2 separate regions of the Homo sapiens genome follow, and region 2 is linked to region 1. Evidence: chromatin loops called from intact Hi-C (ENCODE). Cell type or tissue: ovary. All regions are shown on one strand. Each heading gives the region's core, and the rest is flanking DNA. Links, peaks and the distances in the headings are about the cores only. Region 1 overlaps SHANK2 (SH3 and multiple ankyrin repeat domains 2). Region 2 overlaps SHANK2 (SH3 and multiple ankyrin repeat domains 2).

The links. Peaks named below come from ENCODE experiments on the same cell type or tissue, not always from the same donor. Only the 100,000 strongest peaks of a DNase experiment are listed, where the experiment ranks them.
Region 2: a loop joins it to region 1, with 4 times the contacts of the local background. A loop is called at or near these places in 1 of 110 quality-filtered maps.

The regions. Positions count from the first base shown.
Region 1 is chr11:70,536,322-70,543,199 of GRCh38, forward strand. The region is part of intron 17 of SHANK2 (SH3 and multiple ankyrin repeat domains 2); the gene reads right to left. Among named protein-coding and RNA genes, the nearest start is that of SHANK2-AS1, 87 kb to the right of the region's middle. RefSeq lists enhancers at 2,195-2,814, 2,815-3,432. In ovary, for the core only: no CTCF peak of the experiment used is centred there; DNase peaks (open chromatin) are centred at 1,970 and 4,070.
Region 2 is chr11:70,819,064-70,825,941 of GRCh38, forward strand. It overlaps SHANK2 (SH3 and multiple ankyrin repeat domains 2), which reads right to left. Exons shown (of 26, transcript NM_012309.5): 12 at 1,301-1,619. Among named protein-coding and RNA genes, the nearest start is that of SHANK2-AS3, 40 kb to the right of the region's middle. In ovary, for the core only: no CTCF peak of the experiment used is centred there; no DNase peak of the experiment used is centred there.

The DNA of each region.
Region 1 (6,878 bases), core at 1,035-6,034:
AAGCTGAGATGAGGCTTGGTCTAAAATAAAACCGGAGCTGCGTCAGTGTGTGGGCCGGCTCTGTAGGCTGGAGGCCACTCCACAGCCAGCAAAGTGTGGCTGTGCACCCCAGGGCTGTCCCCACCCAGGCTGGCGAGCTGTCCCCATGAGGCCCAGCTGTGGCCTCTGGTGAACCCGAGAGGCAGAATGGCCGGCCGATCCTGAGGCTGTGTCTGCACCCACATGGCTGCGGTGGGCACAGGGCCCACTCCCAGGGACCCGATTCCCACACTCAGTGTCTCCCATGAGCTCCTGGGCTTCAGGCTTGTGGCTCCCCTTCAGCTGGGGTCAGACACCTCAGGCTTGGCTCTCACTTCTTGAGCCAATGTCTTGGACATTTCGTGAAAATGGAACCGTGCACCGTGCCACCTTTTGTATCTGCTTCTTTCACTCAGTGTCACCCCTTCCATGCTCACCCACAAGGTGGCATGTCTCATCACTTTCTTCCTTTTTATGGCCAAGTAGTGTTCCACTGCATGGGTGCCCATTCTCCAAGAGCTGTGGTACATGGCTGGTCTGAGCTCATCCCAGCCCAGTGTCTCTTGGTGAAGGAGAGAACCATGGGGTGAGGACAGAGCAGAGGACCCTTCTTACTCCAGGAAATAAACAGCATTTTCTGAGCCGTGTTGAGTGTTGGGCTTTGTGTCGTACGTCAGCTAGAAGAGGGTTCCCCAGATGAGGCTGGGGAGGGGTGGGGGCACGGTCTGCCCATGCTCCTTTTGCTCCCTCAGGGCCTCCCAAACACTGAGATCCTAGTTTGAAAGGATCTGCCAAGTTCCCTGAGCGCCCCCCTCTCAGAGTCCCCTGCAGGGGTGTCCCCAACAGCCCCTCCAGAATTTAGGCCTGAGAAGCGGAGGAGGGAAACCTCCCCCCAGGATGCTCATTAGGAAAGAAGCCCCCAGGGCCAGCATGGCAGCCCCCAAAAGATATGTCCTAGTCCCCGGAACCTGTGAATATGACTTTATTTGGAAAAAGTCTTTGCAAATGTAATTATGTTTCTCAACAGAATATGACCCGGGATTTATGGTGGTTTAAAATCCAATGACACGTGTTCTCGTAAGAGACAGAAGAGGAGGAGACACACAGCTGGGAGAGGGCATGTGGAGATGAAGTCAGAGACAGGATGCAGCCAAGCCAAGGAACGCTGGGAGCCCCCAGAAGCTAGAAGTGGCAGGAGGCCTCCTCCCCGGAGTCTTGGGATGGCACGGGGCCCTGCCACACCTGGCTGCAGCCCTGTGAGGCTGCTGTCTGACTTCTGGCTCCCAGGACTGTAGGGGAACACATTCCCCTTGCTTGAAGCTGCCCCGTTTGTAGCCACTTGTGGCAAGCCCAGGCCACTCAAACACACCCAACAAAGTGAAGAAATAGGCGGCTGGGCCCTGGCTCAGTCCTGCAGAGGCACGAGTCAGCTCTGCGGAGGGGACCCTCGACATTCTGCTGGCAACAGGGACCGTGTGTGCGGGGCCAGGCCTGGTGTAGCCGACGTCAACCCTGCAGCAGGTCACAGAGGCCCGTGGGGGGTCTTCCAGGAGGCATTTTATGGGGCACGTGCCCTGAGGAACTCTCTGGCCAGTCACCTGCCCTAGCTGGATTTACATTGAGAGGGCAGCGAGAGACCCCATGAGTGTCACAAAACAGTGATCTCAAAGTAGCTCACTCACTTGCAGAGGGGCGTTACCCTTGAACACTCGTGACCATCCTGGGCCCAGCACACCCACGGGGCAGTAGCGAGCGGTGGAGATGAGGGGCAGAGACCAGTGGGGATTCAGGCGGTCACTGTCACCTCCCCAGCCTGAGGCCTGGGTAAGGCCAGAAAGCTGAGTCACCCCACCCGGGGGCTCCTGCAGCCCTGCCTGTGGACATAGCCAGCAGCCCACACGGAGTCCCCGGGCGCTGACCTCTTCCAAACAGCCTTGCCAGTCCTTCCCCCAGAATTAGCCGACAGTGACCCGGAGGGACCAGGGGATCTGAGGCCACCGCCTTTGTCCCGAGGGGCTTGGCCAAGGATGCACAGTGGAGTGGACACTGCTTGCCAGGCCTCTTGTGGACTGCACGCTAGGCCTCTGTGCCAGGCTCTGGATGGGGCAAAATCACAGGTGGCACATGGCTCATATGGTATTCTGGGGATGCGTCCTCCCCTGAGCCAGTGCTAAGGAGGTGGCTCCCACTGTCCCATGCAGTGTCCTGGCCCTTGGTCAGAGTAAAGCTCTGGTCAGGAGGAAGGAGCAGGATAACGTGGGGCTAACCTGTCTGCTGCAGGAAATGCATGGAGGAGGAGGTGGCTGTCACTCTTGCTCCGTCAGTGGTGGAGTCTGTGCTGGTTCCCTGGGGCTCTGCCTGCTCCAGGGGGAGATAAGATCCACCAGCCAGGGGGCAGAACAGCCCCCGGGGCAGAGCCTCCAGGGAACAGCCCCATTCCACACAGAGAAAGCACTGGGTGGGGCGGGAGGCACGCACAGACGGTGGGGAGGGCTGAGTGTTGGGGGCAGCCCTGAGTGCTGTCTCAGGGGCACCCCCAGCCTCACCATCAACCACCCCTCCATTAGCCTTGGCTACTGAGATGCAGCCTAGAAGAGGACGTGGGCTAGGAAGCCTCCTGGGTTACCCCGTCGGCCGCCACAAGCCTGGCACCCAGGCACTAGGCTTGCAGAACTACTCTGCCTCTCGCTCGGGGCCGATGTACGGGTTTACTTTTACCTTATGCAGAGTTCTAACAGGGTGGCTAACTGGATCTGCGGCACACAGAGGATCAGGATCAGGAAATCAGACAAGGAAGAAGGGCTGCAGAGGCAGGCCCATGCACACAGAGGGAGAGGCCGGATGGCAGAGCGTGCACGGCCGACCCCAGGATGCAACAGCACCGAATGCCAGTGCCACAGAGAGCAGGCTGTGCCACACGCGGGCCTGGCATGACCTGGTGCCCAAACGCAGCTGGCAGGACAGCCTTGGATGGACTGGAGACATTAAATGATGTTCTCCATTTAAAGAAAGTAGAGTAAATGAAGAACATTTTAGAACATTCCATCCCAAATGGGGGCCAGACTCCGAGTCGGGGTGCCCAACAGATCTGCGGGGGAAAGGTGCTGTGACACCGCGGTCTGGGGGGTTTAGGGCACACAGAAAGCTCACTCGCCACGCTCACCACGCTCACTCGCCACGCTCACCACGCTCACTCGCCACGCTCACTCACCATACTCACCACGCTCACTCATGAGTGGATGAGCAATCACAGACAGCACCACAGGCTGGCGGCAACTCCGGCGCTCTTATCTACCCAGCTTCTCCCTGCCCAGACTCTGCTGTGGGGACCAGGATGTAATCTGGGCGCTGACCCATGTCCACCCTCTCCTCGTTCAGCTGGGATGAGCCATGACCCAGCAGGCTGGGGTTTCCAGGGAGTGCGCTTCTCTCCCGGGGGGGCCGTAGCAGAGGGCCTGGGTGCTTTAACCACAGACGTTCATGTTCCTACAGTCCTGGAGGTGAAGTCCAAGATCAAGGTGTGGGCAGGGTGGGTTCCTCTGGGGACTGCGAGGCAGTTTCTGTTCCAAGCATTTTTGTGCCCCTGGTGGTGGCTGGCAAGCCTTGGTGTCCCTGGCTTGGAGGAGCATCACCCCCCTCTGCCTCCATCTTCGCCTGGCCTTCCCACTGTGTGCCTGTCTGCGCCCAAACCTCCCTCTTCTTACAAGGAAGTGGGCCAGTAGATCAGGGGCTGCCCTACCCTTGTGACCCCATCTTAACCAGTCACATCGCAATGTCCCAATTTCCAAGCAAGACCTCACTCTGAGGTAATGGGGGTTAGGGCTTCAACGTAAGAATCCAGGGGAACACGATTCATTCCACAGCCGTGAGTTATGGGCATGCTTGTCTCATCTCACATGCCTCCCCCAGGCCAGTGTCCCCAAGAGCAGGGGCCAGGGCTCACCCATCTCTGCAAGAAGGAGAACAGAACCAGCAAGCGGGGCGCCCACGGGCAGGTCAAGGGGACGGCGTCTGAGAAACCCAGGCAGGCTGGGGCCCCTCCCTCCTGTGGAGTCGAGGTGATGAAGGCAGGCTGGGGCTCCTCTCTCCTGCGGAGTCGGAGTGATGAGGACCATTCTCATCCTACCACCTCCTCCCTGCCCGCGGGAGCCTGGGAGTCTCATGTCCAGCCTGACACACACACGATACCCATGGCCGCAGCTTCACGATTAGCGACGGGGGGTGAGCTGACTCCATGGAGGCCTTGAAACCCACCCCGTCAGCCCCACCCAGGGCTGCATCTTTATAGTTTTAATTTTTAACTGTACTGCGGTAAAATCCATATAACATAAAACTTCCAACCTGCCCAACATGGTGAAGCCCCATCTCTACTAAAAATACAAAAATTAGCCGGGTGTGGTGGCGGGCGCCTGCAACGCCCAGCCACTCGGGAGGCTGAGGCAGAGGTTGCAGTGAGCTGAAATCACGCCACTGCACTCCAGCCTGGGCGAAAGAGTAAGACTCAAAAAAAAAAAAAAAAAAACTCAGATATAAAACTCAGCACGCTAACCTGTTAGCGCAGAATTCAGTGTCACTGAACACACAATGTCCAGAACATTCTCATCTTCCCAAACTGAGCCTGTCCCTGTGAACCACTAACTCCCCATCTCCTTCCCCAGCCCCTGGCACTCACCCTCCAACTTTCTGTCTCCATGGACTTCGCTACTCTAGAAGCTTCGTATGACTGGGATGGTTCAGTGCTGAGCTTGTCTCCCGTGACTGGCTTATTTCACTTGGCATAATATCCTCAAGGGTCCTCCATAGGAGGCCTTTGTAGCCAGTGTCGGTTTTCCCTCCTGCCTAAGATGGAACGATGCTCCCTGATCGGGATACACCACATTTGCCTTCCTCCTGCACCGGTGATGGACACTTAAGCTGGCCCTTTCACCTGAGAACACCTGTCCTTCCGTCAGCCTGGCTGCACCTCTAAGCCTTCCCTACTCATCAGCCTGGCGGGAACAGTAGGAATAGCCACCGGCCCCCCACCAACCATCCTTGGCTTCATCAAGAAAATGGACAGCTGGCTGTGCTGGCTGGGCAGCTTCCTGGCGTGCCCTCCTGGCCAGTCACCTCTGCAGGTAGCAGGTGGGCTGGCAGGCACGAGCCAGCTAGGACACGGTGAGTGATGACTAGATGTGTAGGTGACTGTGGGCCTCACCAGAGACCTCTGGGCAGGCAGGGGTGAGGCCAGCAGGCACTGACAGATGTGGGGCGTGGAGCCTGGTGTCCAACTTGGCTCTGAGAGCCCGGTTTATGGCCTAAGGCAGTGGTTTTCAAGCGGGGGAAACGGTGCCCCCCACAAAACACATTCAGCCATGTTGGGAGATATTTTTGGTTGTGACAACAACTTGTGTTGCTACTGGCATCTTGTGGGTGGAGACCAAGGAAGCTGCTATACATCCTACAAAGCACAGGACAGTCCCCCACAACAGAGAATTGCTGAGTCCCAGGTGCCACCAATGCCGGGGCTGACCCTGCCCTAAGGCTGAGGGCAGCCATCTTGGAAGGCAGCCTGCAGTTCTCGTGGCAGCTGGCACAGAGCAGGACCCATGCAAACCAGAGAGCTCCTCACTCAGAAGCTTCTGCACACCCCGTGACAGTGGCTAGAGGGGGTTTACTGCCCAGGATCCACGCTACTCCTCTGTGCACGGGCCACTGAGTGCCCAGTAGTGCCTGGGCAAATGCTGAGTGGCTGCTGCATGGCATGGTTGAGTTATTGCAGAGAAGTTACAAAAACAGACTACATAGTGAGCTGACCGGTGGCCCTCGAAAGATATGTCCATGCCTTTAACCCCTGGCACCTGCCAATGTGACCTTATTTGGAAACAGCCTCTTTGTAGATATAATTAAGTTAAGGATTTCGAGATGAGATCATCCTCGGTTACTGAAGTGGGCCCTGAATCCAGTGACGGGTGCCCTTATGAGGGATGAGAAGAGAGAGGAGGATGAGGCTGTGTGACGACAGAGACACAGGTTGGCACCATGTGGCTAGCAGCCAAGGAATACCGGGAGCCCCAGAGCTGGAGGAGGCAAGGAAGGACCCTCCCCTAGAGCCTAGAGGGGGCTCATGGCTTTGCCCACACCTTGATTTTGGAATTCTGGCCTCCGAACTGTGAGAAAATCCATGTGTGTCGTTTGCAGCACAGCCCCTGGAGGTGCATGTGGGCTGTGCTCAGCCCTGCTTATGGGACACGGCCATAGCCTCCTGACCCTCACTGGGCAGGGCTCTGGGACTCTCTCCAACACCTCCACTCTAACCATCAGGTCCTTCCTGGAGCACAAACCCAACAGCCCAGGAAGGTTGGCAAACGACTCAGAAGTCATGTGGGCCTGAGTGGCTACTCCTGGAAGCTGGTTCCCAAAGAAGCATTTTCACAAGACAACCTGATCACGCAGCTTCCTGCCTGTACCCTGGCGGGGTTTCCAATGGGCCTCCTAACTCCCGGGCACCATAGCCTCAGTTTCCCCACTGCCATGAAGAGAGGCAGGAAATGTTCCCAGGGGATTTCTCTAGTATCTCAAGGGCTGACTGTCCCCCCATCTGGAGATCTCAGCAGGAAGGGGGCCCCCCCGGGACCGCTGACCAATCCCACAAATGAGAACTTGAACAGAGCAAGCAGGCGGGTAGAAGGGCAGGGGCGGCATGCGCTGGGTGAGGAGGCAGAGCCCTCAACCGGCCTGGCGTGGGGTGGCGGCTGAGCTCCCCAGGGTAACTGCATGTGCTTTTCATGGAACTGGAACTGCAGTTTGATGGCCGGGCACCTTTCAGATCAGAGGATGCTCTGTTAGAGAAAGGCACGGAGGAGCCACACACAGTCTGC
Region 2 (6,878 bases), core at 854-5,853, 280 kb after region 1:
CCGAGTGGCTTTGAGGCCAGGGAGGAAACAGGAAGCATGTAGGATGGGGGCGAGGGTCAGGGGCCTCAGCACTGAATGCCGACATCACCAAAAACATGGCAACGGCCGGGGAAGCACGGGTCCAAGGCCCAAATCTGAGGGAGTGCCAAGTCACCAGATGCCAGAGCCAGGGGCCTGTGCCGAGTCCTGCCCTTGCTACGTTCTGGCTGTGTGACCTCGGGCTCCTCATAGAGGCGTCTGCAGCAAAGAAGCCAGCACAGTGAACTCCTGGAGCAGCTGTACCCATGAGAATGTGGAGGCATCGGTGGCAACGGCCACTGCCCCTGCAGGTGCAGCTTTCGTGGCTGGAACCGACACCAACCCTAGCACCTGGGGCCCCGACAATGAGCTGATCCCTGGGAAGTCTCTTCCTCGACTGAAAATTCTGGGAGGTGGCGTGAGAAAGGCAGAGACCTGCTTGGGAGTTGGAGCTCTGAGTGCAAATCCAGCTCCCCTGGCTGCTTGGGAGGCAGGAGGGTGGGGAGAGACCCAGACCTGGAGTTGGACGCCGAATGGGGTGCTGGGCAGGAGACCACAGGCAGTTCCCAAAGTCTGCCCTATGCTGCCCATGTCCTTGTCTAGGAAATGGAACGAGGCACAGGCTCCTGTCACCTGGGGCTGCTTCAGAGACTGACAGACATGCCCTCTGTGCTCCTGCCATGCTGGACCCAGGCCTGCAAGTGCTCCCCTGAGGGTTAGCGCTACCTGAGACCATCCCTGCAGCTGCTGAGACAGCCAGACGCCAGAGCCCTGAGCCGGCCTCTCCGGCCCCCAGCATTCTCCTCTGGGCTGGGTTTCTCCCTGCCACCCACGTGTGCACCCTCAATTTGGATAAGGTGTGTTTGCAGGCTTGCAAACATGGCCCTCGGGAGGGCACACACCCCTGACCAGGCTTGCAGCCCTGCCTCTCTCCCTCTTGACATTTCACTTAGGACCAAGAAGTCAGTACACAAGGAAAGGAAACAGGACCCGAGAGGCCAGCAGTATCCCCAGTCCACCCCAGGATGCTCAGCTCAGCCTGCACACCTGCCCCGAGCTTTCATCGTGTGCCTCCATGAGGCTCGGGAAGGTGACCCCAGCCCCCCAAGGGGAGACCGTGCCAGCAGGGACAGTGAGCAAAACTCAGGCATGAAAGTTTCCTCAACATCTGGGTTGGAATAAAATGGGCTTCCTGCTCAACTTCTGGGCCACCCCAAGTTGGAGGAGCTGGGACCCCCAGCACGTGGCGGTCTTCCTTCCCTTGGCGTCTGCCACTCCTTACCCGACATGCCAGAGAGGCTGCGGCCTCTTGCCGTCCTCGCCTGCGCCGCCCAGCCTGTTGAGCGATGGGGACCGGCTGCGGGGCCCGGGCACGTAGCTCCCAATGGTCTTCGCGGCCCCCTCGGGCTTGCTGGGCATCTGCTGCAGCAGCTGGGGTGACAGGCTGCGGTGCGAGGTGGCCGTGGAGCAGACGGCCCAGTCGGGAGCGCTGGCATTGAGGTTGTTGTCACTGTTGGAGCGCAGCAGGACCCGGGGGGCGGCCAGCGTGTTGGGGGGCCGCCGCCGGCGGTTGGAGTACGCCGGGGCCTCTCGGAAGGGCACTGGGGAGAAGGACATGGAGAGAGGCCGGTGAGTGCATCTGTGTCGTGGTCAGCTGGGTGGGGACCCTAGGGAGGTGCAGGCCTGCGTGCGTCCAAGCCCCCATGCGAGCCCAGCAGAGGGGAGCTGTGAGTTCTGGGCCGAGACCCCAGCTGGACTCCACCAGGCCCAGAACTCACCCCTGACATGGAAGCAGAGAGACAGGCTGGGGACGGAGAACATCTCCACGGCACGGAGCTCAAGCCAGTACTTCGCATGGAAGGGACGTGGGGTCTGAGCTTCCATCTGGCCTGGGAGACGTCCGGCTGGCTTGGGCATGTGTAAGGACGGGCCACCCCATCACACAAAGCAGAGAGGGCACTGAGCTGCCTGCCGCAAGATGCCTCCTCCCCACAACCTAAGTTGAGCCTCTGGGGTGGGCTGAACTGTGTCCCCCAAGTTCGTGTGTTGACGTCCTAAACCCCAGTTTTCAAAATGTGCCAATATTTGCAGGTAAGGTCTTTACAGAGATCATCTGGGTGGAGGGCCATTAGTGGGGGCCCTGATCCCATAGGATTGGGGTCCTTATAAGAAGAGGCGATGAGGACACAGACACACACACAGGGATGACCCCGTGAGGACACAGGGAGAAGGTGGCACCTGCAAGCCATCAAGAGAGGCCTCAGGAGGAACCAGCCCTGCGATGCCCTGATCTCAGACTTGTAGTCCCCAGGACTGGGAGGTGTAAATATCTGGTTGTTTTGTTGTTGTTGTTGTTGTTTTTGAGACAGGGTTTCGCCCTGTCACCCAGGCTACAGTGCAGTGGCACGACCTCGGCTCACTGCAGCCTCCGCCTCCCAGGCTCAAACAATTCTCCTGCCTCAGGCTCCCAAGTAGCTGGGATTACAGGTGCCCGCCACCACGCCTGCTAATTTTTGTATTTTTAGTAGAGATGAGGTTTCACCATGTTGGCCAGGCTGGTCTCGAACTCCCGATCTTGTGATCCGCCTGCCTCAGCCACCCAAAGTACTGAGATTACAGGCATGAGCCACCGTGCCCGGCCAATATCTGGAGTTTAAGCCACCTGTCTGTGGCGCTCTGCCACGCCTGAGCCAACCATACAGTCTCCGAGTCCACTGGCTGGATGATTCAATCTCAGTCCTCACTAAGAAGGTGCCTTCCTCCCTCCCATCAAGTGGGGACTGTGTGAGGAAGCAGGGGCTGGGCACCCCTTATCTGGCATCCTACAAAGCTCTAGACAGGGCCAGGCCCTCACTCTCCTCACTCAATGAGACCAGGGGCTCAGAATGACAGCAACAGCCCCTGGGAGCTTTGAGGGGTGGCAGCCACGCCGCAGCTGCCTTGGTTTACCCAGAGCTCCAGAGCCTAAGACAGCGAGTGCCCTTTCCAAGAAAGAAGACCTCCTGAAAGGCAGCCCTCCAAGCTCCGCAGGAAACAGCAGAAACCACCATCACTGGGGGGCCAAAGGCACGGGCTTCTCCCCGGCCCGTGATAATCGTGCCTGCAGCAGCTTTTCACTGGCTACAGGATTCAGCCCTTAGGCTGAAGCCACGCTTGGCTCCGAAGTTTCCACTGCACAGGACCAGGGCTACCATCTGACAAACTGCAAGGCAAGAGAAAACACGTGTCCTCCCTGGGATTGGGTCTGGGGGAACCTTCATGCCTCAGAGGAGAAGAACGTCACAAGTAGTTTAGGACACAGGTGGCAGTGACGAAGCTCTTGGGGACATGGATGGTGCTGGCAGAACTCAAGGGGGATAGAGGTGGTGCTGGCAGAGGTCACAGGGACAAAGATGGCACTGGCAGAGTTCATAGGGGACAGAGGTGGAGTTGGCAGAGTTCATGAGGGACAGAGGTGGCGCTGGAAGAGTTCACGGGGGACAGAGGTGGCGCTGGCAGAGTTCACGGGGGACAGAGGTGGCACTGGCAGAGTTCACGGGGGACAGAGGTGGCACTGGCAGAGCTCATGGGGGACAGAGGTGGCGTTGGCAGAGCCCATGGGGGACAGAGGTGGCGCTGGCAGAGGTCATGGGGGACAGAGGTGGCGCTGGCAGAGGTCATGGGGGACAGAGGTGGCGCTGGCAGAGGTCATGGGGGACAGAGGTGGCGCTGGCAGAGCTCATAGGGGACAGAGGTGGCGCTGGCAGAGCTCATGGGGGTCAGAGGTGGCGTTGGCAGAGGTCACGGGGGGCAGAGGTGGCACTGGCAGAGGTCACGGGGGACAGAGGTGGCACTGGCAGAGGTCACGGGGGACAGAGGTGGCACTGGCAGAGGTCACGGGGGACAGAGGTGGCGCTGGCAGAGCCCATGGGGGACAGAGGTGATGTTGGCAGAGTTCATGGGGGACAGGTGGCGTTGGCAGAGCCCACGGGGGACAGAGGTGGCGCTGGCAGAGCTCACGGGGGACAGAGGTGGCGCTGGCAGAGCTCACGGGGGACAGAGGTGGCGCTGGCAGAGCTCACGGGGGACAGAGGTGGCGCTGGCAGAGCTCACGGGGGACAGAGGTGGCGCTGGCAGAGCTCACGGGGGACAGAGGTGGCGCTGGCAGAGTTCACGGGGGACAGAGGTGGCGCTGGCAGAGTTCACGGGGGACAGAGGTGGCGCTGGCAGAGTTCATGGGGGACAGAGGTGGCGGTGGCAGAGTTAATGGGGGACAGAGGTGGTGTTGGCAGAACTCATGGGGGACAGAGGTGGCACTGGCAGAGTTCATAGGGGACAGAGGTGGCGTTGGCAGAACTCGGGGGACAGAGGTGTCATTGGCAGAGGTCATAGGGGACAGAGGTGGCGTTGGCAGAGTTCACGGGGGACAGAGGTGGCATTGGCAGAACTCATGAGGGACAGAGGTGGCGCTGGCAGAGTTCATGAGGGACAGAGGTGGCGCTGGCAGCGTTCACGGGGGACAGAGGTGGCGTTGGCAGCGTTCACGGGGGACAGAGGTGGCGTTGGCAGCATTCACGGGGGACAGAGGTGGCATTGGCAGAACTCATGAGGGACAGAGGTGGCGCTGGCAGAACTCATGAGGGACAGAGGTGGTGTTAGTAGAGCTCATGAGGGACAGAGGTGGCGTTGGCAGCGTTCATGGGGGACAGAGGTGGCGTTGGCAGCATTCATGGGGGGCAGAGGTGGCGGTGGCCGAGTTCATGAGGGACAGAGGTGGCGTTGACAGAGCTCCTGGGGGACAGAGGTGGCACTGGCAAAGCACATGAGGACAAAGGTGGTGCTGGTAGATTTCACTGAGGACAAAGGTGGCACTAGCAGAGCTCACAGGTACAGAGGTGGTATTGACAGCTCCCAAGGACAGAGGTGGTGCTGGCAGCGCTCACAAGGGACACATGTGGTGCTGGCAGGTTTCATTGAAGACAAAGATGGCATTGGCAGGGCTCACAGGACAGAGGTGGCGTTGATGGAGCTCCTGAGGGCAGAGGAGGTGCTGGCAGAGCTCATGGGGGATGGAGGGTGCTGGCAGAGCTCACGGGAGACAGTTGTGACCCGGCGCACCTTCCCCACCTCCCCAGGACACAGGGCAGCCCTGGAGACAGAGCTAGAGCCAAGCCTGGGGAGCCGCACAGAGCTGCGCAAAGCGTCCTGAGGTTGGATACTTGGACTTGACACACTTGGACGTCAGTGCCTGCTGTCGGTAAGAACCTGGAGGTGGTACATTGGGGAGGTCGCGGTGTCACACCTGCTCTGATCTGGTTCCTCTGTGAAGCCTTTCTGTCATTGAAGATGCCCTGCTAAGCAGCCGGGGCTCCTCAGCCAGCACTTTCATCCCACTCCTAATTTCTCAAAGCACACGGATCCATGAACGCCACCCAGGCTGGCCGGGGAGAGACAAGGAACGGAAAAAGCTGACGGCACTCTCCGTGGACATCTCTCCTTCCAGAGCCCCTCGAGGGGCTTGGCCTGGGATCCACAGCCACCACCCACGAGAAAAACCTCATCCCTGGGACAGGTCACCGAGTCTGTTTTGTTGGTCTTGAGGGAAAACCATGTTGGTGCCCTCCCTCTGGACCGGCAGAGACTAAAAAAAACCTTGTAGATCACTGAGTGTTTGCATGGAGGCTTACAAAGATACGACTGGCCCAGAGGGCTTCCGGGTGATCCGGGAACTGCCTGTCATTGGAGGGGGCTGGGCGGGTGGATTAAAAGACCTTGCAAAGGGCTGATGAGCCCACAGTCTCAGAGAGCGATTATCTTTCATTTACAGAGATTACGTGTTGGAAGACTGTATTGGTGTGAGAGCCAAAATCTCAAACAGACACAGCCAGCAGAAAGCAGCCGCAGAGCCCCCAGCTTCCTGGGGCACCCCAGGAGAGGCCACGGCTCTCCCTACCCATGTGGAGGAGACATCACAGGGCCCCCAGTCACGGAAACGCTGCCTCCCACAGCCGACTGCCTCACGCCCAGCTTCCCCGCCCCGACAATGCAGCCAATTCTCTTTTTCTGACCCTTGTAACTGGGGGAGGTATGCATACTCTTCATAGCAAGTGATGGCATTTGGGGGAGTCCTGGCAGTTGCTAAGATAAACTCATTAGGAAAAAAAAAGTCTATAAAAGAACAGAACAGATACAGAATTAACCTAACACCAAAACCCCCAACTGAAATTTTCATGCTGTTCATGGATTATAAAAATTGAAACCCCAGAAGGTGAATTTTGGTGAATAATGTCAGAAAATGGGCACAGACAAAGGTTGTTATTTATATACATTCCTAAGACTCTGTCAGAAGAGTATGGACTTAGAGGGGGGAAGAATTCACATGGGGAGGCCACCCTTGGAGGATTAAGGAATAAAAGAGCTGGGACATTTTCAAATACATTTTTACTCTGTAGACCACGCAAGTTACTCAAATGAAATCTCACCGGTGACATCAGTGTGAACATTTTAATGAAAATTACCTCGCGTAATTACCAAGATTCATATTAAATTAGTTTCCTGAGTACTGAAATTTCTTTGGTGTTTATTTTGCAACGAGCTGGGGCTGGGAAGTACCTTCCTCATTTCTCTAAAGTCATACCTTTTTATGATATCTGATTTCCTAAAATGAGAGCTCTCTGACAAAACTCTCTAACTGGAACCATCCATGGAAATGATGATTTTTTTTTGTGAAAAGGGTTAAAAATAACTGTTTTCTGTCTGAAAATGATTAATATTCCACCCAACTGTTTCCTTCTTTTAGGCAATCTGCACTCTAAATAGGTGGATATTTTCTTAGCTGGCTTACATGCATTTATTTATACATTTTTTTCCCCACAATAAAA